4 separate regions of the Homo sapiens genome follow, and all the other regions are linked to region 1. The links are chromatin loops, found by intact Hi-C in ENCODE. Cell type or tissue: ovary. All regions are shown on one strand. Region 1 holds the start of TRIM54 (tripartite motif containing 54). Region 2 overlaps LOC124905979 (a long non-coding RNA gene). Region 3 overlaps KHK (ketohexokinase). Region 4 overlaps LOC124905979 (a long non-coding RNA gene).

What was found. Peaks named below come from ENCODE experiments on the same cell type or tissue, not always from the same donor. Only the 100,000 strongest peaks of a DNase experiment are listed, where the experiment ranks them.
Region 2: a loop joins it to region 1, with 2.3 times the contacts of the local background. A loop is called at or near these places in 45 of 110 quality-filtered maps.
Region 3: a loop joins it to region 1, with 5 times the contacts of the local background. A loop is called at or near these places in 89 of 110 quality-filtered maps.
Region 4: a loop joins it to region 1, with 3 times the contacts of the local background. A loop is called at or near these places in 46 of 110 quality-filtered maps.

The regions. Positions count from the first base shown.
Region 1 is chr2:27,278,027-27,283,026 of GRCh38, forward strand. DNAJC5G (DnaJ heat shock protein family (Hsp40) member C5 gamma) reads left to right here. Exons shown (of 7, transcript NM_173650.3): 5 at 162-306; 6 at 2,140-2,207; 7 at 2,403-3,473. The coding sequence ends at 2,189. It overlaps TRIM54 (tripartite motif containing 54), which reads left to right and starts at 4,403. Exons shown (of 9, transcript NM_187841.3): 1 at 4,403-4,873. The coding sequence starts at 4,706. In ovary, a CTCF peak has its summit at 2,045 (motif pointing left); a DNase peak (open chromatin) is centred at 2,030.
Region 2 is chr2:26,959,044-26,964,043 of GRCh38, forward strand. The region is part of intron 1 of LOC124905979 (a long non-coding RNA gene); the gene reads right to left. Among named protein-coding and RNA genes, the nearest start is that of MAPRE3, 9.1 kb to the right of the region's middle. In ovary, a CTCF peak has its summit at 2,872 (motif pointing right); a DNase peak (open chromatin) is centred at 2,838.
Region 3 is chr2:27,095,821-27,100,820 of GRCh38, forward strand. It overlaps KHK (ketohexokinase), which reads left to right. Exons shown (of 8, transcript NM_006488.3): 4 at 909-981; 5 at 1,683-1,829; 6 at 3,376-3,464; 7 at 3,600-3,757; 8 at 3,845-4,942. The coding sequence ends at 3,930. It overlaps CGREF1 (cell growth regulator with EF-hand domain 1), which reads right to left. Exons shown (of 6, transcript NM_006569.6): 6 at 4,774-5,000. Among named protein-coding and RNA genes, the nearest start is that of KHK, 12 kb to the left of the region's middle. RefSeq lists an enhancer at 3,220-4,063. In ovary, a CTCF peak has its summit at 2,980 (motif pointing right); DNase peaks (open chromatin) are centred at 591, 1,267, 2,961 and 4,451; H3K4me3 peaks cover 288 bases.
Region 4 is chr2:26,952,329-26,957,328 of GRCh38, forward strand. It overlaps LOC124905979 (a long non-coding RNA gene), which reads right to left. Exons shown (of 3, transcript XR_007086251.1): 2 at 2,962-3,006. Among named protein-coding and RNA genes, the nearest start is that of MAPRE3, 16 kb to the right of the region's middle. In ovary, no CTCF peak of the experiment used is centred here; no DNase peak of the experiment used is centred here.

The DNA.
Region 1 (5,000 bases):
TCCAGGTCCTTTAAGAATAAGGAAAGAAGGGTGACCTTCCTTTCCTTATGACAAATGCTTCTGTTGTCTCATTTTCTGGGTGCCAGGAGGATTGAGGGAGGGAAGCTTGAGCAGTCATATAGAAAACTGCTGGACTGAGGCCATTCTCGCCTACCTTTTAGACACTTGTCATCCTGTGTACTCTGCTCACTTGTTGCTGTTTCTGTTGTTGCTGCTGTTTTTGCTGTGGAGCACTTAAACCACCACCTGAGCAGGATAGTGGGAGAAAATATCAGCAGAATGTCCAGAGTCAGCCTCCAAGGTCAGGTGAGAACTGCAAGCAGGGACTGTGAGGTAAGAAATGTCTGGATTGGGAATGAAAGAAATGATTGGGGTTGGGCACAATGGCTCATGCCTGTAATCCCAGCACTTTGGGAGGGTGAGGCGGGTGGATCACTTGAGGTCAGGAGTTGGAGACAAGCCTGGCCAACATGGTAAAACCCTGTCTCTACTAAAAATACAAAAATTAGCTGGGCATGGTGGCACCCACCTGTAGTCCCAGCTACTTGGGAGGCTGAGGAGGCAGAAGAATCGCTTGAACCCGGAAGGCAGAGGTTGCAGTGAGCTGAGATCGCGCCACTGCACTCCAGCCTGGGAGACAGAGCAAGACTCCATCTCAAAAAAAAAAAAAAAAAAAAAAAAAGAAAAGAAAAGAAAGAGGCTGGGCATGGTGGCTCAAACCTGTAATCCCAGCACTTTGGGAGGCCGAGGCGGGCGGATCACGAGGTCAGGAGTTTGAGACCAGCCTGACCAACATGGTGAAACCCTGTCTCTACTAAAAATACAAAAATTAGCCAGGTGTGGTGGCGGGCGCCTGTAACCCCAGCTACTTAGGAGGCTGAGGCAGGAGAATTGCTTGAACCCGGGAGACGGAAGTTTCCGTGAGCCAAGATCATGCCACTGCACTCCAGCTTGGGCAACAGAGTGAGACTCCATCTCAAAAAAAAAAAAAAAAAAGAAAGAAAGAAATGGTTGAGGGTGAGAAAGACCTGTGAAAATGGCAGGTTAATCCCTAAATATGACAATTTCAAGTCTTCAAGTCTGGCACTGGGACAAAGTGAAGAAAAAAAAAAGATCAATATGTTTCTGTGCATCACACGACAAACTGACAGTTTGAAGGTAGTAGTGTCAGCTCCTGTTAAGCTAAGGAATGGGGTGGGAGAGTATGTCTAGAGAGGACAGTTAGGTTAAGACAGATTTGAGGATGCAATTTTTGTTGTTGTTGTTTTGTTGTTGTTGGTGGTGGTGGTGTTGAGATGTAGTCTCAGTCTGTCACCCAGGCTGGATGGAGTGCAGTGGTGCGATCTCAGCTCATTGCAACCTCTGCCTCCCGGGTTCAAGCGATTCTACTGCCTCAGCCTCCTGAGTAGCTGGGATTACTAAAAAATTAGCTGGCTAATTTTTTATTTTTAGTAGAGTCAGGGTTTCGCCATGTTGGCCAGTCTGGTCTCCAACTCCTGACCTCAAGTGATCCACCTGCCTTGGCCTCCCAAAGTGTTGGGTTTATAGGCATGAGCCACTGTGCCTGGCGGGATGCAATTTTTTCCATCTACTCAAAGGAAAGGGCCAGTTGCAGTGGCTTGTGCCTGTAATCCCAGCACTTTGGGGAGCCAAGGTGGGCAGATCACTTGAGCTCAGGAGTTTGAGACCAGCCTCAGCAACATCATGAAACCCAGTATCTACAAAAAAAAAAAAAAAAATACAGAAGTCAGCCGGTCATGGCAGTGCACACCTGTAGTCTCAGCTACAGGGGAGGCTGAGGTGGGAGGATTATTTGAGTCTGGGAGGTTGAGGTTACAGTGAGCTGTGATCATGCCACTGCACTCCAGCCTGGGTGACAGAGTGAGACCCTGTATCAAAAAAGAAGAAGAAGAAGAAGGAAAGGAGGAGGAGGGGGAGGGGAAGAGGAAGAGGAAGAAAAGAAAAGGAAAGTCTGAGATCATTCCCCCCCAAATGAACTTTTATAAGCTGATTGAACTTGACACCAGCGCCACCTGGTGATGCTAATGAGTAACTGCAAGGTAACGGTTTTCTCATCAGTACACTACGAAAAGTTACTAAACGTTTGTATATGTAAACATATATATAATTCCATCATAGGAGCCAAATGTGATTTTAGAAGCGAGGAAAATAGCGAAGATGATTTTTAAGAGATGAAGAAGGATGAGGTATGTAAACCGAAAGGCAGCAACAGTTATCAGATAAGAAAAGCATGTAAGCTAACGTCAGATGAGTCATTAGTAGAAAGTTTACATCCTTATAGTATGGACTATGTGTTTATATCCTTACATGTAGGGGTTTGCTTTAAGTTCTAGGTAATTATTCCTTCTGATTAATAAAGCGCCACCTTCTTCCGCCACTAGGTGCTGACCCAGTGAGGGTGCCTTCTGCTGCCCAGTCCCCTGGACACATTGAAGAGAGGAGCAAGTAGCCCTGTCCTGACATTGACCCTGATTTGACCCCTCTTCTTATAAGGATCTCAAGAATCTCTTCAGAAGCACTGATGACGTTGATCCCAGTAAGGACATCACCTCTACCCTTGGTACCACAACTCTGTATGGGGTTGCCCAGCTACTCTTCCTTTCAGTTGCAGTCCCAATTTTACTCCGTCAGAAAGCAGCCCTCCCCTCCCTCCCCTTATGAGGTCTCAGGCAGTGGTGGCAGATTTTTCCTGAAGAGTCTTTTTCCTGTGTCTGCCTTGTTATTGGAACCAATGCCAGCTGGTAGGATCCCTGAGCCCCTTGCGATATCACCACCAAGAGCCTGATAACTGAGCAGGGTGGATCCTGTCCCTGGAGCTGCTGCACCCATTAATTCTCCCTTGTTGCAACTCTGTGTACCAAGAACCCCTAGCATCAGCCTCATTCCTAAGCCAATAACGCCTGTATGGAGTTGGTTTCATCTTCTGGTGCCCACGGCCATTGGCATTGCCAGCCTCATTCCATGCCACTATGAGTCAACTCAGGAAAACTGCGAGTGCATTTGAGGCTTAGGGGTAGTCATTCCATCTTTAGATTATCCTTGGACTTCAGCTACCAGCACAGCATGCATTAGCCTTGGTCCTGTAGGTTAACTGAAGTTCAAACATCAGTGCCAGCTTGCCTCCATCCTTTTCACATATTATGCAGGCCAATTGACATATAATTTGTTCTTAAAAATAGGGGCATGAAATATGTGATCTGGAAAAGATTGTACTTTCTGGACTCTTTTCCCACTCTTGCCTCTTTGTGCTGCTGTTTCGTATCCTCCTCACACCGTGTATTTCCCACCCACTCAGGGTCACAGCCTACTAATTCCTCAAACTTCTCTCCCTGGACTAGGAGAAAGGCTAAAGAATGTCAGTAAATAAAAGAGCTTTCATCCAATCCCAAGGCATATATTATGCCCAAAAAAGACAAATTGTGTCTGGGGTAGAGAAAAAAGGCCTAAAGAAATTGCTTCTTGGCCTTTTGCCTAAGATCAAGTGGAGAAGACTTGTAGGAGAAAAAGAAGACCAGTGCTCACAAGTGGGGCAAGCCTGGCTTGGAGAGTAGGAGTCCTGGACAACTGTGGAGCTGGGTCAGAGGCTTCCCGGAGCCTTGTGATTATGACTTTGTCAGTGCTCTAAAATTTCCCTGGAGATTGATTCCCTGGGTGCCCAAAATAGGTCCCTGGCATTCAGGTCCTTTCTGCCCAGCTCACCTTCTCCCAATTTCCTAACAAATTTGAGTCCTTGGAGTGGCTCCAGGGATGTGTTCACGGACCAGAATCCCACATTTCCTCGGGGGCATGCTCATAGGTAGGTCCAGGCCTTGGCACAACAGTCATTTCTAGCCTCTTGAGCTTCTTTTCCTAGGGTGATATAAGAAAAGGCCAGGGAAGAACAAAAATGAGCCAGAGGTGTTGGACAAGAGGCTTGATGTAGTCCCTGGAGCTGCTGTTCTGAATCACACAGTCTTGAGGAGGAGGACCAGGGTCACTGGCTGAGCCTGTGGAGGAGGCAACCGCTACTGACTCTAAGTCTGGCAAGATCTTTCCTCCCACCCTGAGCTATGTATGGGTGCCTCTCACACAGGCAGATTTAGATTCTGTGTCACTGTCCTGGAAGAAGGGCCCAAGCCAGAACAGGGGTCCCGGGCTGAGAGGAGCCTTCAGAGTGAGAGGGCAGCACCTTTGCTGACCCACCTTTCACTGTAAGCAGTGGCACTCACCCCTGCCCTTGCTCAAGGGAGTCACCCATTCCTGAGTGAGTCAGGGTCACTCACTCCATGACAGCTGTGGCTCGCCTTACATGAGCTAAATTGGGAATTGGAATGTCATGCAGATGCCCCTTGTCTCCCAACCCCCACAGTAAAATTAATCTGCTCTCTGGGGAGTAAGGGACAAACAGTGCTACCCACAGAGTGAACAAGAGAGAGTCATTTGGGAAACAAAAGGAGAATTTTACAGAGAGAGAGGGATAGCTAAAACTACGTGAGCCTGGCGAGGGTGCAGAGCAGAAAGTAGAGACTGTCCGAAGACTGCTATCTGGGACGAGACAAGTTGTTAAAGGGACAGGAGAGAAAGCAGAGCTATTTCAAGAGTGAGCCACAGAAGGGAATCCAGAGGCCATCTAAGCGAGGAAGGGTCTACAGGCAGTGAGTGAAGGCCAGGAGCAGGGCCCAGGCCAGGCACGACCACCGAGGGGATGAACTTCACAGTGGGTTTCAAGCCGCTGCTAGGGGATGCACACAGCATGGACAACCTGGAGAAGCAGCTCATCTGCCCCATCTGCCTGGAGATGTTCTCCAAACCAGTGGTGATCCTGCCCTGCCAACACAACCTGTGCCGCAAATGTGCCAACGACGTCTTCCAGGTGGGTGCCAGGGACGGGGCAGGGCCAGGTAAAGCAATGCAGACCTGTGGGGGACTGATCAGGTCAGAGCTGAGACCCCAGAAGGTGATGGATAGAGTGCTCTCTGAGGTGGGTGGTGGCTGTTGTG
Region 2 (5,000 bases), 320 kb before region 1:
ACATGCAAGATTGAAAAGATTGACCTTCCTTGGAACCTATTAGAGAGTCCATTTGAGAGTGTGCTCCACCAAAATGAATAATAAAAAGACATGGGCCAGGCACGGTGGCTCACGCCTATAATCCCAACACTTTGGGAGGCCGAGGCAGGTGGGTCACTTGAGGTCAGGAGTTCAAGACCAGCCTGGCCAACATGGTAAAACCCCGTCTCTACTAAAAATACAAAACTTAGCTGGAAGTGGTGGCATGTGCCTGTAGTCCCAGCTACTTGGGAGGCTGAGGCACGAGGATCGCTTGAGCCTGGGAGGCAGAGGCTGCAGTGAGCTGAGATCCTGCCACTCACTCCAGCCTGGGTGACACAGAGCGAGACCCTGTCTCAAAAAAAAAAAAAAAACAAGACATGGGATGAAGGAAATAGGACATTCAGCATAAGCAAGAAAATAAGGAAGTTCCAGAATGGTGGTAGAGGAAGTTGTTCTCTAAGCTGCTGCACAGCTGGTCCAGAATGGAACAGTCCTGAGAAAATCCTGCCCAGCAGGCTAGAATAGCCACCTGCCCTCAGTATTTGCCTGTTTGTAACAAAAAGCTATAAATGCTCAGCTGAAAGAGGTTCTTGGGAATGGCAGAACAACCAAAAGTTTGCCCTGGCTCTTGATAAAGAGCTGAAGAAGAAAAGATTTGCAAGAAGAATGAAATCATGGCTTTTCTGAGTTTGCAGATTTCTTGCACACATCTAATTAAACCTCTGCAGAAATTTCTACCACATCCCTAACCAATCATCTAACTCAGGACGCAGGATGTTTAGCCCAGTGACGGCGTGCCTTCAGCAGGCATATATCACACTCCCCGCAAGTTCTATTTATTCAGTATCATTTCCTTAACTGAAACTAAATTATCTATCTTCAGCTTGTGCCCCTTTATCCTAACTCTTCCTATGAAGGCACACAGAACAATCTTATTCATAAACAGCTCTTCCAATTTCACACATTATTGCAGTCTTTACTTCTGCCCACTACATTCATGCTTTCAGGGTTGTTCTCAGAGTTTAGCATGAATCAGAATCACCTGGAGGACTTGTTTAAGCCCAGCTTGCTAAGCGCCACACCAAAGTTTCTGATTCAGTAGTTTTGATGTGGGGCCTAAGAACTTGCTTTTTTTTTTTTTGAGATGGAATCTCATTCTGTCCCCCAGGCTGGAGTGCAGTGGCACAATCTGGGCTCACTGCAACCTTCGACTCCTGGCTTCAAGCGATTCTCCTGCCTCAACCTCCTGAGTAGCTGGGATTACAGGCACCTACCACTGTGCCCAGCTAATTTTTGTGTTTTTAGTAGAGACGAGATTTCACCGTGTTGGCCAGGCTGGTCTCGAACACATGGCTTCAAGTGATCCGCCCACCTCAGCCTCCCAAAGTGCTGGGATTACGGGTGTGAGCCACCGCTCCCGGCCACCATCCTTATCTTAAAATGTGGCACCAACCCTCCAGAATGGAGTTTTCTGACTGAAGGTGCCCAGAGAGAGTGCTCACCCATGCAGAGGAAAGGACCAAAGGGGCTTTGCAGAAGCAAAGACAATGCCCCGCTAGCTCTTGATAACCTGAGCAGCTGATGAACTCAGCATGTGCCCAGGAGTCCCCTCAGGACTTCCGGAGAGCAGCTGGGGCACCTTCCCTCCGTAGCGCGTTACATCCAGGACAGTCAAGAATCCCAGCCAGCCTGTTAGGTGACCGACGCAGGCCCTCGCTGAGCAGCAAGCAGAACTGCTGCCCTTGCCTGGGTTCTCCAAGAGCCTGGGATCCTCCCCGGCCCTCAGACAGCCTCTTCCCCCACAGAGCAAGGCGTTTCGGGGGCTGTGAGGTGAGTTTCCTGAGAGTGAGTGAAAGGAGCGACTTTGGGGATTAACTGTCTTGGACACATCTTCCCTCCAGACGTCTACTTCCCAACCTCTCAATCTTTTTTGCCTCCCTTCCACACTCATTGTTGCGTCCCTTAAATTTATTTCATCGTTTTGTTTTTCTGGATTACCTGCCACAGCCTTTCTGTTCATCTCTCCACAGTCAGACCCGGGATCTGAACCCTGAGCTGACAGAGATGCTGAGAATCTGGCCTTCTGCTGCTCCGAAAGGATTGGGGATGTGGCAGGCCATGCCCGCTTGGGAGGTCAGTTCACCAGGAGCGACTGTCCTCAGTGCCTGTGCCCCCAGACTGAGGAAGAAGGAGATGCTAAGGGTAGCCTTTCATATCACATACAAAGAGCCTGGGAAGATGAGATGGAGGTGAGGAGGAGAGGCATTCAATCCAGAGGGAAAAGGGAAGTAATGCTTATTAAACGCCTACTGTATGCTAAGTACTTTGCTATACACGTATGTGTTACTGATTTAAGGTTGGAGTGGGGCTGAAATTCCCTGTAACTATTGGCCCATGGGATTAAAGACTGTTCTGTCTTGGAAGATAATCATGACTGATGAGCCTCTGAGGACGGAGGGTGAAGATTTTTAAAACTACCCTCAAGCATGAGCCCTAATACCCTCAGCCAACCCAGGTTATGGTGCTTCTCCTAAGGCCATGAATTCCAGCCTGGGGAAGAGCTGGGAACAGCTGGAGAGGCAGAGGATTCCAGGAACGTGAAGCCCTAGCCAGTAACCTCCTGTGGAGAGTGACTTCACCCCCAGGCGGCCAGAGCAGCAGCTGCTGAAAACCGAAAATGCCAGGAAGATCCATCTTCCCCTGCCCCTGGCCACCTCCAGGCTGGCTTCCTCTTCTGCGTGGTCTCTGTCTGGTTTGGCATTTCTCTGCTCCCCAAGTCCTGGATCTTGTGGGATGGCCCGTGGCCACTGTACTACCTGTAAAGGCCTCCAGATGGCGCTTTCAGCTCATCAGTGGTCGCTGCTTTGGCTTACGATGTGAACAGATAAAGCTGAAGGAATGGCAGGTGTGTCCAGGTTACCAGGCCCCAATCCCTGCCCCCAGAGCAGCTCAGGCTCCTCTGCCTCGAGTGCGAGTGAGTGGCCATAGCAGCCTTCTCCCGTCTGGAGCTCCCTGGAGGAAGCTGTCCCTTTCAAGACCAATCTCAGAATTTAGGATAAGGTTGCCAGATACAGCAAATACAAACACAGAATGCCGGGCCAGGCGCGGTGGCTCACGCCTGTAATCCCAGCACTTTGGGAGGCCGAGGCGGGCGGATCACAAGGTCAGGAGATGGAGACCATCCTGGCTAACACGGTGAAACCCCGTCTCTACTAAAAATACAAAAAATTAGCTGGGCGTGGTGGCGGGCGCCTGTAGTCCCAGCTACTCGGGAGACTGAGGCAGGAGAATGGCGTGAACCCGGGAGGCGGAGCTTGCAGTGAGCCGAGATCGTGCCACTGCACTCCAGCCTGGGCGACTGAGCAAGATTCCATCCCATAAAAAAAAAACAAAACAAAACAAAAAAAACAGAATGCCCAGTTAAATGTAAATTTCAGATAAAAAATAATTTTTTAGTTTATGTCCGAATAATGTCTGTGTCATACTTATGCTAAAAATTATTTTTTGTTTTTTTGAAATTCAAATTTAACTAAAGTGTCTTGTCTTTATGTGGCAATTCTAGTTTAGGTTTATTTACAGGAGTTCTCCACCTTCTGTCTAATCCATGCTTATAGAACATCTACCAGGCATGTGTGAGACATGACAACAGGAAGCAAGTGTAGCTCCTGCATTTAGAGGTGAGTTTGAAAAAAGACATGTTGACACACAAGAAAATGTAGGAAGCATGGGATAGTGGAAGAAGTCTGGATTTTGGTGTTGACTTTAAGTTCAAGCTCCACTTCTGATGTTCACTAGCTGTGTTATCTTAGGTAAGTTATTAACCTCTCTGGGCCTCTGTTGTTTATGTGTGGAAATAAGAATAATACCAACCTCTGGCTGGGCGTGGTGGCTCACACCTGTAATCCCAGCACTTTGGGAGGCCGAGGCAGGTGGATCACCTGAGGTCAGGTGTTCAAGACCAGCCTGGCCAATATGGTGAAACCTCTTCTCTACAAAAAAATACAAAAATTAGCCGGGTGTGGTGGTGGGCGCCTGTAATCCCAGCTACTCGGGAGTTTGAGGCAGGAGAATAGCTTGAACCCAGGAGGCAGAGGTTGCAGTGAGCCGAGATCGCACCACTGCACTCTAGCCTGGGCAACAGAGCAAGACTCCATCTCAAAAAATAAAAAAAGGAAGGAATAATACTAACCTCAGAAGGTGACCAAGGAGGTTATAAGAAATTGTATGTATCTCATGCCTGGCTGCCATAGGATCTGAATATATGCTAGTTTTATAAAATAACTACCAGGCCAGGCACGGTGGCTCACGCCTGTAATCCCGCACTTTGAGAGGCCAAGGAGGGCAGATCACCTGAAGCCAGGAGTTCGAGACCAGCCTGACTAACATGGTGAAACCCCGTCTCTACTATTTTTGTAAAAATACAAAAAAGCCGGGCATGGTGGCATGCGCCTGTAATCCCAGCTACTAAGGAGGCTGAGGCAGGAGAATCGCTTGAAGCTAGGAGGCGGAGGTTGCAGTGAGCTGAGATGGTGCCATTGCACTCCATCCTGAGCGACAGAATGAGACTCTGTCTCAAATAATAATAATAATAATAATAATAATAATATATAATTATCATGAGAAAGAGACAACTAAAAGTGTCAGCCATGGTAACAATTAACTTTACCTCCTTTGGGAGACTGTCTACAATGAATGTAACACTTCACTTTTATTTTATTATATTATTATTATTATTATTTGAGATGGGGTCTCACTGTGTTGAACAGGTTGGTCTTAAACTCCTGACCTCAAGCGATCCTCCAATCTCAGCCTCCCAAAATGCTGGGATTACAGGCGTAAGCTGCTGCACCTGGCCCACACTTCACTTTTAAATAGAAATAATAGCTAATACCATGTATTGAATGCCCACACCATTGCCCTAAGTATCTAATAAACATGATCTCATTTAATCCTTATATTAACTCTCCAAGGTATTTACT
Region 3 (5,000 bases), 180 kb before region 1:
TGTGCTACAGGTGACCTTCGCATTGGGCAATCCTAGTCAAATGCTTGTTAAGCAACAATCCGTAGTAACCCTGATCAAGGACACAACATAGCTATTTACAGGAGAGGAGCTCTGAGGAGAAATGTTTCTTGCCCACTGGCCTCAGTCCAGGCACATTCACACACATTACCTGCAACTGCAGCAGGCTGCAAGGGGGCTGGGGGTTTCAGCCCCATTTATCAATGTGGAAGTTGCCTCCCAAAGGCCCGGGCAGATCACACAGCTATAGTTAAGTGGAAGGACTCGGCTACAGAACGTGGAGCGGGGACTTTGGCTGAGTTGAGGTCTCTGGCTCAGGAGGGTCAAGGCAGACCTCTATCGGGAGTCCCCTTTCCTAAACCGGCCAAACACAAACTCTTCCTCAAGTGCTACCTTGACCTCAGGGTTGCAACGGGGAGCTATTAAACGCAGGACAGGGGTGCCATAGGTAAACCCCAACGCTGGGGCGCCAGAAGTGAGGGGGACCAGACAGCCCAGGCAGGGGGTCGCGGGCTTTATACTTTCCCAGGGCTCTGCCTGTGGGAGCCGTGTGCTGCTGCAAGGGATTCTGGGAAGTGTAGGCTTGGCGCTCTCAGTGCATTCTGGGAGATGCAGTCTCCAAGGCACACAGACCTTGCCAGTTGACATGTGTTGCAGTTCAGTTTACCGAGATAATTTAATCACAACCTCAAACTCAGGAAAGGGCACCCCAGCAGACTGTAACAGGGACAACCCTGGAGCTGAGCCTGAGAATCCTGTGCTGTGGATCCAGCTTCCTGTCATGCTGCCAGCAGTGCAGGCACAGGGTCCACAGCTGCCAGTTAGAGATCCTGGCTCTGCCTGACCCCATCATGCTCCTTCTTCTCTGTCTTTTCCATCCTGTGACCTAGGAGCCTGCCAGATGTGTCTGCTACAGACTTTGAGAAGGTTGATCTGACCCAGTTCAAGTGGATCCACATTGAGGTAAGCCCTGCCTTACCTGTGTTTCAAGGGGCTCAACCTGCCAGCCTCCTCCACATGTTCTGCCTCCTTGGTTTCTTTGAATCATGAAGTACCTTAGAGATAAATGAACCCAACCCCCTCATTCTCTCTCCATCTTTCCTTATGTCTTCAGGTGAGAAAACTAAGGCCCAGAAAGATTAGATGACTTACTCAAGGTCACACAGCAGAACGTAAGCACAGCTGGCTCCAGGCAAAGTCCTGTGCTTTCTGTGCTACGGGCTGCCCCATTGCCTCCAACTCTGCCTCTGGCGGATGTCTGACTGCTTAGGGCCTGACCCATTACCTCTGGGGAAGCAGGAAGGACAGGGCCTGACTCAGCTCCCAAATAAAGGGAACTAGAGCCTTTACTCCAAGAGAGGTTTTGGAGTCTGGGTGGAAGGAAATCCTGAGAAGTCCTGAGTTCTAGCTCCATCATTTAACCTATGGTAGGTCTTTCACAGTATCTTTTATTCTTTAGTCTTCTCATCTGTGGAATGGAGTAGCTGGTTGATAAGGTCTTCAAAGTCCACGACAGCTCTGAATGTTGTAATTTAGGATGGGGTTCTAGCCCAGCCTCCCCGAGGCCCTCTCCCTCCTCACCCAGAGTTTCAGCGGGGCAGGAAGAATGAGGCAGATTGGCCAGGCAGTGCCCAGCGGTCCTGAGCTGCCCTGTCCTGTACCAGGGCCGGAACGCATCGGAGCAGGTGAAGATGCTGCAGCGGATAGACGCACACAACACCAGGCAGCCTCCAGAGCAGAAGATCCGGGTGTCCGTGGAGGTGGAGAAGCCACGAGAGGAGCTCTTCCAGCTGTTTGGCTACGGAGACGTGGTGGGTGCCCCATTCAGCCTCTCTTTGCCACTTCCAGCTAATTTGGTTCTTAAAGGGAGCCAGAATCCTTTTATCCTGCCTACCACAATTGGAATAGTGGTTCCTGGTTTGGTGGTGTTTGAAGATGGGGGATGGGGGTTAAAGCAAAGAAGTAGACCCCTAGCCTTGGGCTCCAGTGCAGGCCTCAGCAGTGAGCAAGGAGTAGAATGTCTCCACCCCAGGTGGGTGCATAGGTGTAAGAATGCCCAGAGGGCTTGGGTAGGGCTTAAACAGCCACAGGGCAAGCCTGTGTGGAAGCATCTCCTCTCTGGGGCTCCCCAGTCTTTTCCTCTGCAGAATGAGGGCACACAACTGTTCTCTGAGGTTTCTTCCAACTCAGGGGTGTCTGGCAGGTTGTGGGGGCTGCTAGGGTGAGGGAAGGGTGGGAAGGAGACTTGCATGAGTCTCTTTTTGAAAAGGCTGGATGTAAATGGAATTTGGGAAGTAATCCCAGCATCATAGCAGAAGTTGGTTGGAGACCATCCAGCCAAGGTCCTCAACCTTGTGACTTGTCCTCAACCTTGGCTGCATATTAAAAAAGATGAATGCAGGCCAAGTGTAGTGGCTCACACTTGTAATCCCAGAGCTTTGGGAAGCTGAGGTAGGAGGATTGCTTGATGCCAGGAGTCCAAGACCAGCCTGGACAACATAGCAAGACCCCTGTCTCTATGAAAATAAATTAGGCCAAGAGCAGTGACTCATACCTGTAATCCCAGCACCTTGGGAGGCCAATGCAGGAGGATCACTTCAGCCAGTCATTCAAGATTGCAAGACCCTGTCTCTATACAAAAAAAAAAAAAAAAAATTCCTGGCATGGTGGTGTGCACCCATAGTCCCAGCTACTCAGGAGGCTGAGGCAGGAGGATTGCAGTGCCTGAGCCCCACCATCTTGTTTTTGATTGGCAGGGGTAGAGCCAAGGCTTCGGTGTTTTGTTTTTTGTTTTTACCAAAACTTTCTCTGGAGATTCTAAAGTGTAGGTAGTGTTGAGGGAGCCTCTTTGTTTTCCAGATGAAGAAACCATACCTAGAGGACATAGTTGTGGGAAAAACCAGCAAAACTGCTCCAGGGAGCCAGCATGGCGGTGGTAGATTCCACCCCAAGGTGGCGCTCAAGGCTTTCTGTGGGTTTTCAATCCATTGATCAGAGAACAAACGGACCAGGCCTTTTGTTTTACAATTTACAAGGCTGTATTCTATTATATATAAGCATCGATAAAAATATGCTTCTGGCCAGGTGCAGTGACTCACACCTGTAATCCCAGAAATTTTGGGAGGCTGAGGCAGGAAGATCATATGGGGCCAGGAGTTCAAGACCAGCCTCAGGGAGACCATCTTCACAAAAAATAAAGAAAAAAGAAAACCACGTTCCCGTGGGACAGTGAGATGCTACGTTGGGGATCTATGTGGACATGTTGGGGGAGTCGTGTTGTAATGGGGGCAACGCTAGGCTGCTGTTGGTGAATGACGAGTTAGAAGTGACCACCAGCTTCTCTTCCACTGCCCACAGGTGTTTGTCAGCAAAGATGTGGCCAAGCACTTGGGGTTCCAGTCAGCAGAGGAAGCCTTGAGGGGCTTGTATGGTCGTGTGAGGAAAGGGTGAGCCGGGGAAGCCAGGAAGGGGCTTTAGAAGGTACAGGATGAGCCTGGACTCCAGGAGTCCGCCCTGGAGCTGGGAGGATGGCTGGGGGGACGGGGTGGGCTAACACCCAGCTGAGTGGAGCCGTCTTGCAGGGCTGTGCTTGTCTGTGCCTGGGCTGAGGAGGGCGCCGACGCCCTGGGCCCTGATGGCAAATTGCTCCACTCGGATGCTTTCCCGCCACCCCGCGTGGTGGATACACTGGGAGCTGGAGACACCTTCAATGCCTCCGTCATCTTCAGCCTCTCCCAGGGTGAGTATGGCAGCAGGAGGGGAAAAGGACTGGGACCTGTCCCTGCCCCAAACACCTGGCTGACCTAGCTACTTGCCCCTCCTCCAGGGAGGAGCGTGCAGGAAGCACTGAGATTCGGGTGCCAGGTGGCCGGCAAGAAGTGTGGCCTGCAGGGCTTTGATGGCATCGTGTGAGAGCAGGTGCCGGCTCCTCACACACCATGGAGACTACCATTGCGGCTGCATCGCCTTCTCCCCTCCATCCAGCCTGGCGTCCAGGTTGCCCTGTTCAGGGGACAGATGCAAGCTGTGGGGAGGACTCTGCCTGTGTCCTGTGTTCCCCACAGGGAGAGGCTCTGGGGGGATGGCTGGGGGATGCAGAGCCTCAGAGCAAATAAATCTTCCTCAGAGCCAGCTTCTCCTCTCAATGTCTGAACTGCTCTGGCTGGGCATTCCTGAGGCTCTGACTCTTCGATCCTCCCTCTTTGTGTCCATTCCCCAAATTAACCTCTCCGCCCAGGCCCAGAGGAGGGGCTGCCTGGGCTAGAGCAGCGAGAAGTGCCCTGGGCTTGCCACCAGCTCTGCCCTGGCTGGGGAGGACACTCGGTGCCCCACACCCAGTGAACCTGCCAAAGAAACCGTGAGAGCTCTTCGGGGCCCTGCGTTGTGCAGACTCTATTCCCACAGCTCAGAAGCTGGGAGTCCACACCGCTGAGCTGAACTGACAGGCCAGTGGGGGGCAGGGGTGCGCCTCCTCTGCCCTGCCCACCAGCCTGTGATTTGATGGGGTCTTCATTGTCCAGAAATACCTCCTCCCGCTGACTGCCCCAGAGCCTGAAAGTCTCACCCTTGGAGCCCACCTTGGAATTAAGGGCGTGCCTCAGCCACAAATGTGACCCAGGATACAGAGTGTTGCTGTCCTCAGGGAGGTCCGATCTGGAACACATATTGGAATTGGGGCCAACTCCAATATAGGGTGGGTAAGGCCTTATAATGTAAAGAGCATATAATGTAAAGGGCTTTAGAGTGAGACAGACCTGGATTAAAATCTGCCATTTAATTAGCTGCATATCACCTTAGGGTACAGCACTTAACGCAATCTGCCTCAATTTCTTCATCTGTCAAATGGAACCAATTCTGCTTGGCTACAGAATTATTGTGAGGATAAAATCATATATAAAATGCCCAGCATGATGCCTGATGTGTACAAGGCTCTCAAAAAGTTCTAGTGATGATTAATATTACTGGGGATGGGGTCACCTGCC
Region 4 (5,000 bases), 330 kb before region 1:
AACAGTGTCCACTTTCACTGTCAAACATGTCCTGGTTTGTATAATAAATTACATGGTCACTTTCTGTATACCTATACATTCATTGGGCTATTACTGTGCCTGTCCAGGAGTTAAAAATTTTTCCATTGCTGAAAGACAAGACATGGCATTGTAAGAGATGCGGAAGATGGGTCCTTCCACAGTGGGTGGTGACTTAGGGGTTTGCATGACAAGCCCAGCGTCTTCACACAGCTCTTGGAGGCTTGATGAGTCTCAGTAGCCGGGGATGCCACAGGGTGGGGAAGGCCTGCAAATGCTTTTCTAAGCTTTTTCAGTTTGCCTCGTAGACCTCATTGTTCCATTAGAAGCTGTAACCCTACCAAATTCTATCATTTGCTTTTAAGGTGACTTTGATTCCATTTATGAACTTGAACACCTTACAACATTTTCAACTACATTTAAAATTTGATTTCCCTTTTAAATACCTTTCCTAAGTACCAAATAATTATTACCAATCTAATAAATTAAACTTATAAATATACTGAGTTTCACACTTTATTAGTTGTTTTGATGCTAAGAATAAACAATATTTCAACCTAAAATTAGAAGTTTTAAGTTACACTTTTTTTTTTTTTTTTTTTTTTTTTTTTGAGACAGAGTCTTGCTCTGTCTGTCATCCAGGCTGGAGTGCAGTGGAGGATCTCGGCTCACTGCAACCTCCGCCTCCTGGGTTCAAGCAATTCTCCTGCCTCAACCTCCCAAGTAGCTGGGATTACAGGCACCTACCACCACGCCCAGCTAGTTTTTGTATTTTCAGTTGAGATGAGGTTTCACCATGTTGTCCAGGCTGGTCTTGAACTCCTGACCGCGTGATCTGCCCGCCTCAGCCTCCCAAAGTGCTGGGATTACAGGTGTGCACCACTGCGCTTGGCCAAGTTACACATTTTAAGTTAATTATGAGATGCTCACTTTAATAGCCCAAAAAGTTCTCATAGAAATAAATAAAATACCAAATATGCCCAGATTTCCAATTAATACAAAAATTTTGACACTATGGGCTTGGTTCTTTAAAAACTTTTATTTTCTTAATTCTATACCTCCTGCCAGTTATAAGCTCTCACTGGGCTTTAGCTTTGAGTCTTTTCTTTTTTATTTTATTTATTTATTTTTTGAGACAGAGTCTTGCTCTGTCACCCAGACTGGAGTGCAGTGATGCAATTACAGCTCACTGTGGCCTCGACCTCCAGGCTCAGGTAATCCTACCACCTCAGCCTCTAGAGTACCTGGGATCACAGGTGTGCACCACTGCACCTGGCTAATTTTTGTATTTTTTGTAGAGACTGGGTTTCCCTATGTTGCCCAGGCTGGTCTCAAACTCCTGGGCTCAGGCTATCCACCAGTCTCCCAAAGTGCTAGGATTACAGGTGTGACCCACCACGCCTGGCCTCAAGTCTTTTCTTGATGACAAGTCAACTCCTAGAGGGTGCAAGGAAGGTCTGCTTACCAGCTCCACTCCAATCTCAAATTTCCAGTGCACCTAATTTTCACTTTACCACTACCTGGTCATCTACAATAACTGAATGCACAGTTATTAGTGCAATGTGTGTATATATCACTTCTAGCCCAGTGAGTTCTGCCTCCTTTAAAAATGTTTAAATAAATTAGATCCTTTGTATTTTAAGGTTTCCTTACATTTAAAGCAACACATTCTATCCCTGTGTAGCTTTTTTTAAATTGACTATTTTTTAGAAAAGTCTGATTTACAGCTGCACAGATAGTGCGGAGTTTCCATCTACTCCACACCCGGCCTCCCCTATTACTAACATCCTACATTAGCATGTTAAAATCAGTGAGCCAACACTGATACATTATCATTAATTAAAGTCCATGCCTATTCAGATTTCCTAAGTTTTTATCGAATGTCCCTTTTCTGATCCAGGATCTCCTCCAGGACACCACATTACATTTAGTTGTCATGTCTCCTGAGGCTCTGTGGACTGTGACAGTTTCTCAGACTTCCCTTGTTTTTGATGACCTTGACAAGTTTTGAGAAATATTGTTCAGAGATTTTATAGAATACTCTCTACTGGAATTTGTCTGTTGTTTTTCTAAATGGTTAGGCTGGTGTTAAGAGTTTTTAAAAGGAAGACCATAAAAGCAAGGTGCCGTTTTCCTCACGTCGCATCAAGGGTATATACTATGAAAATGACCTATTACTGATGATGTTGACTTTGATCACCTGGCTAAAGTCGGATCTACCTTTTCAAATTTATATGGTTCCCTTTTATGAGCTAAAAGCTTCTCTTTTTACAGTATGTGACTTCTTTAAGCAACTAAATATGGTTTGTATTGCTATACTAAGTTTTTCCGGTGTTTGCTAGATGATTCTCGCAGTTAGGAATTTTTTGAAATTCAGTATCAGTTGTAAGACTTTTGGCCAGACGTGGTGGCTCACACCTGTAATCCCAGCACTTTGGGAGGCCAAGGTGGGCAGATCACTTGAGGTCAGGAGTTGAAGACCAGCCTGGCTAACATGGTGAAACCCTGTCTCCACTAAAAATACAAAAAAATTATCTGGGTATGGTGGTGCAAACCTGTAATCCCAGCTACCTGGGAGGCTGAGGTGGGAGGATCGCTTGAACCCAGGAGGAAGAGGCTGCAATGAGCGGAGATTGCGCCACTGCACTCCAGCCTGGGTAACAGAGTGAGACTCCGCCTAAAAAAAAAGAAAAAAAAAAAGACTATTTGCCTGTGGGGCACAAAGACACAAAGATAGCAGTAACAAGAAATATTCACATAAATACGAGCTCTTGAGGTTTTATCTGAAATCCTCTTGACTCATGGGTCAAAATTTAAGCTTTAATTTAGGGATTTACACACACACACACACACACACACGCATTTACATGCAGACACACAGAGAGGCTCAGTTTAACTACATAACCAACTTTGTGAAGCCTTTGAATAACAAGTGTCCATTACCTTAAAGCTATTTAAGTCCAAACTTCCAAAATCCAATCTGAAATTCTAGGAAAAGAAAAACAGAGACTAACCAGGTAAAATTAATAAGCAACTGTTAAGAAAGTATAATTTATTATTTTAATGCTATCCAGAAAGCTGTTGAAGCTTTCTATTGATTTACATAACTTCAGATTATGTGAGTTTTATTGAACAAATTGATAAAGCACACATTTTTCCAACTGTGATGCATTTCAGTAGCAATATCCTATACTGCTATCAAAATCCCACATTTGACATCACATTTACAAAAAGCTTTAGCTATTAGCTTTAGTGCAGAAACTCAAATTTTTTTTCCTTTTGGAATATTTCTAGCCATGAAACTCAAATTCTCATTGAAATCATTTATGCAATATCCAAAATTCCTGATTTCACATTCTGCATTAATTTATCACCTCGAGGGGGAAAAAAGATCGCTTCACACTGAAAACAGTTGCTTACAATTATGCATATTTAAATTTCATCATCTGCTCAGTGCCTCTTGCTTTATTGGAATTTTTTTTCTTTTGGATACAGGGTCTGCCACTGTTACCCAGGCTGGAGTGCAGTGGTGCAATCACCTCTCACTGCAGCCCCGACCTTCTGGGCTCAGTCGATCCTCCCGCCTCAGCTTCCAGAGTAGCTGGGACCACAGGCATGCACCATCACTCCCAGCTAATTTTTCAATTTTATAGTAGAGACAGGGTCTCCCTATGTTGCCCAAGCTGGTCTAGAACTCCCATGCTCAAGCGATCCTCCCGCCTTGGCCTCCCAAAGTGTTGGGATTACAGGCGTGAGCCACTATGCCTCATTTTACTGGAATTCTTGATTTTAAAATATCCTCTGGGCCGGGCGCAGTGGCTCATGCCTGTAATCTCAGCACTTTGGGAGGCTGAGACGGGCGGATCACGAGGTCAGGAGTTCCAGACCAGCCTGGCCAACATAGTGAAACCCCGTCTCTACTAAAAATACAAAAATTAGCCAGCCGTGGTGGCACACGCCTGTAGTCCCAGCTACTCAGGAGGCTGAGGTGGGAGAATCGATGGAACCCAGGAGGCGGAGGTTGCAGTGAGCTGAGACCATGCCATTGCACTCCAGCCTAGTGACAGAGTGAACACCGTCTCAAAAAAAAAATCCTCTGAAGTTTTACAGTCTAAGTTTACCCTGAAGAGAGTTATTGTCTTTTGATCAGTCCCCAATGATGCCAAGTTTCAAGACACTGCAGGGGTTAATTTCAGTAAAATAGACTGCCCCCGGGGATAGACTTTGATTCCTTTACTGCTGAGGAATCAGAGCTGCTGGAGAACAACTTCTCTTGGGGAGGACGGTGGGCATTTTGAGTCCTAAAGGGAAGGAAACTTCAGTGGCAGTGCTTTGACGGCCCCTTCCCATCTTGCACGCATCTGACAGAAGGGTTCCTGGCGTGCACAGAAGAGGAAAGCTGGAGGCTCCATCACTGGTATTTTAGGACTAGCCACCACATGTGGGAGTTGCTGAGGCTTCTTCAAACTTCAATTTTCCAGCAGCCAGGCTTTCTTTCTTTCTTTCTTTCTTTTTTTTTTTTTTTGACGGAGTCTCTCTCTGTCGCCCAGGCTGGAGTGCAGCGGCATGATCTCCGCTCACCGCAACCTCCGCCTCCTGGGTTCAAGCAATTCTCCTGCCTCAGCCTCCCGAGTAGCTGGGACTACAGGCATGTGCCACCTCGCCCGGCTAATTTTTAGTAGAGACGGGGTTTCCCCATGTTAGCCAGGATGGTCTCAAACTCCTGACCTCAAGCAATCCACCTGTCTCGGCCTCCCAAAGTACTGGGATTACAGGCATGAGCCACCACCCCCAGCCAATACATGTCTTTTACCACAATAAAAGAATTATATTATAAAAATTGACCATTTACTAAACCACAAAGCAGGTTTCAAAAAATTCCAAAGTATTAATATTTCACAGACTTTGTTCTCTGCTCGCATTGCAATGAAATTAGACATAAACCACAACATCAAGAAACCATTAAGGAAAAATACAAGTAA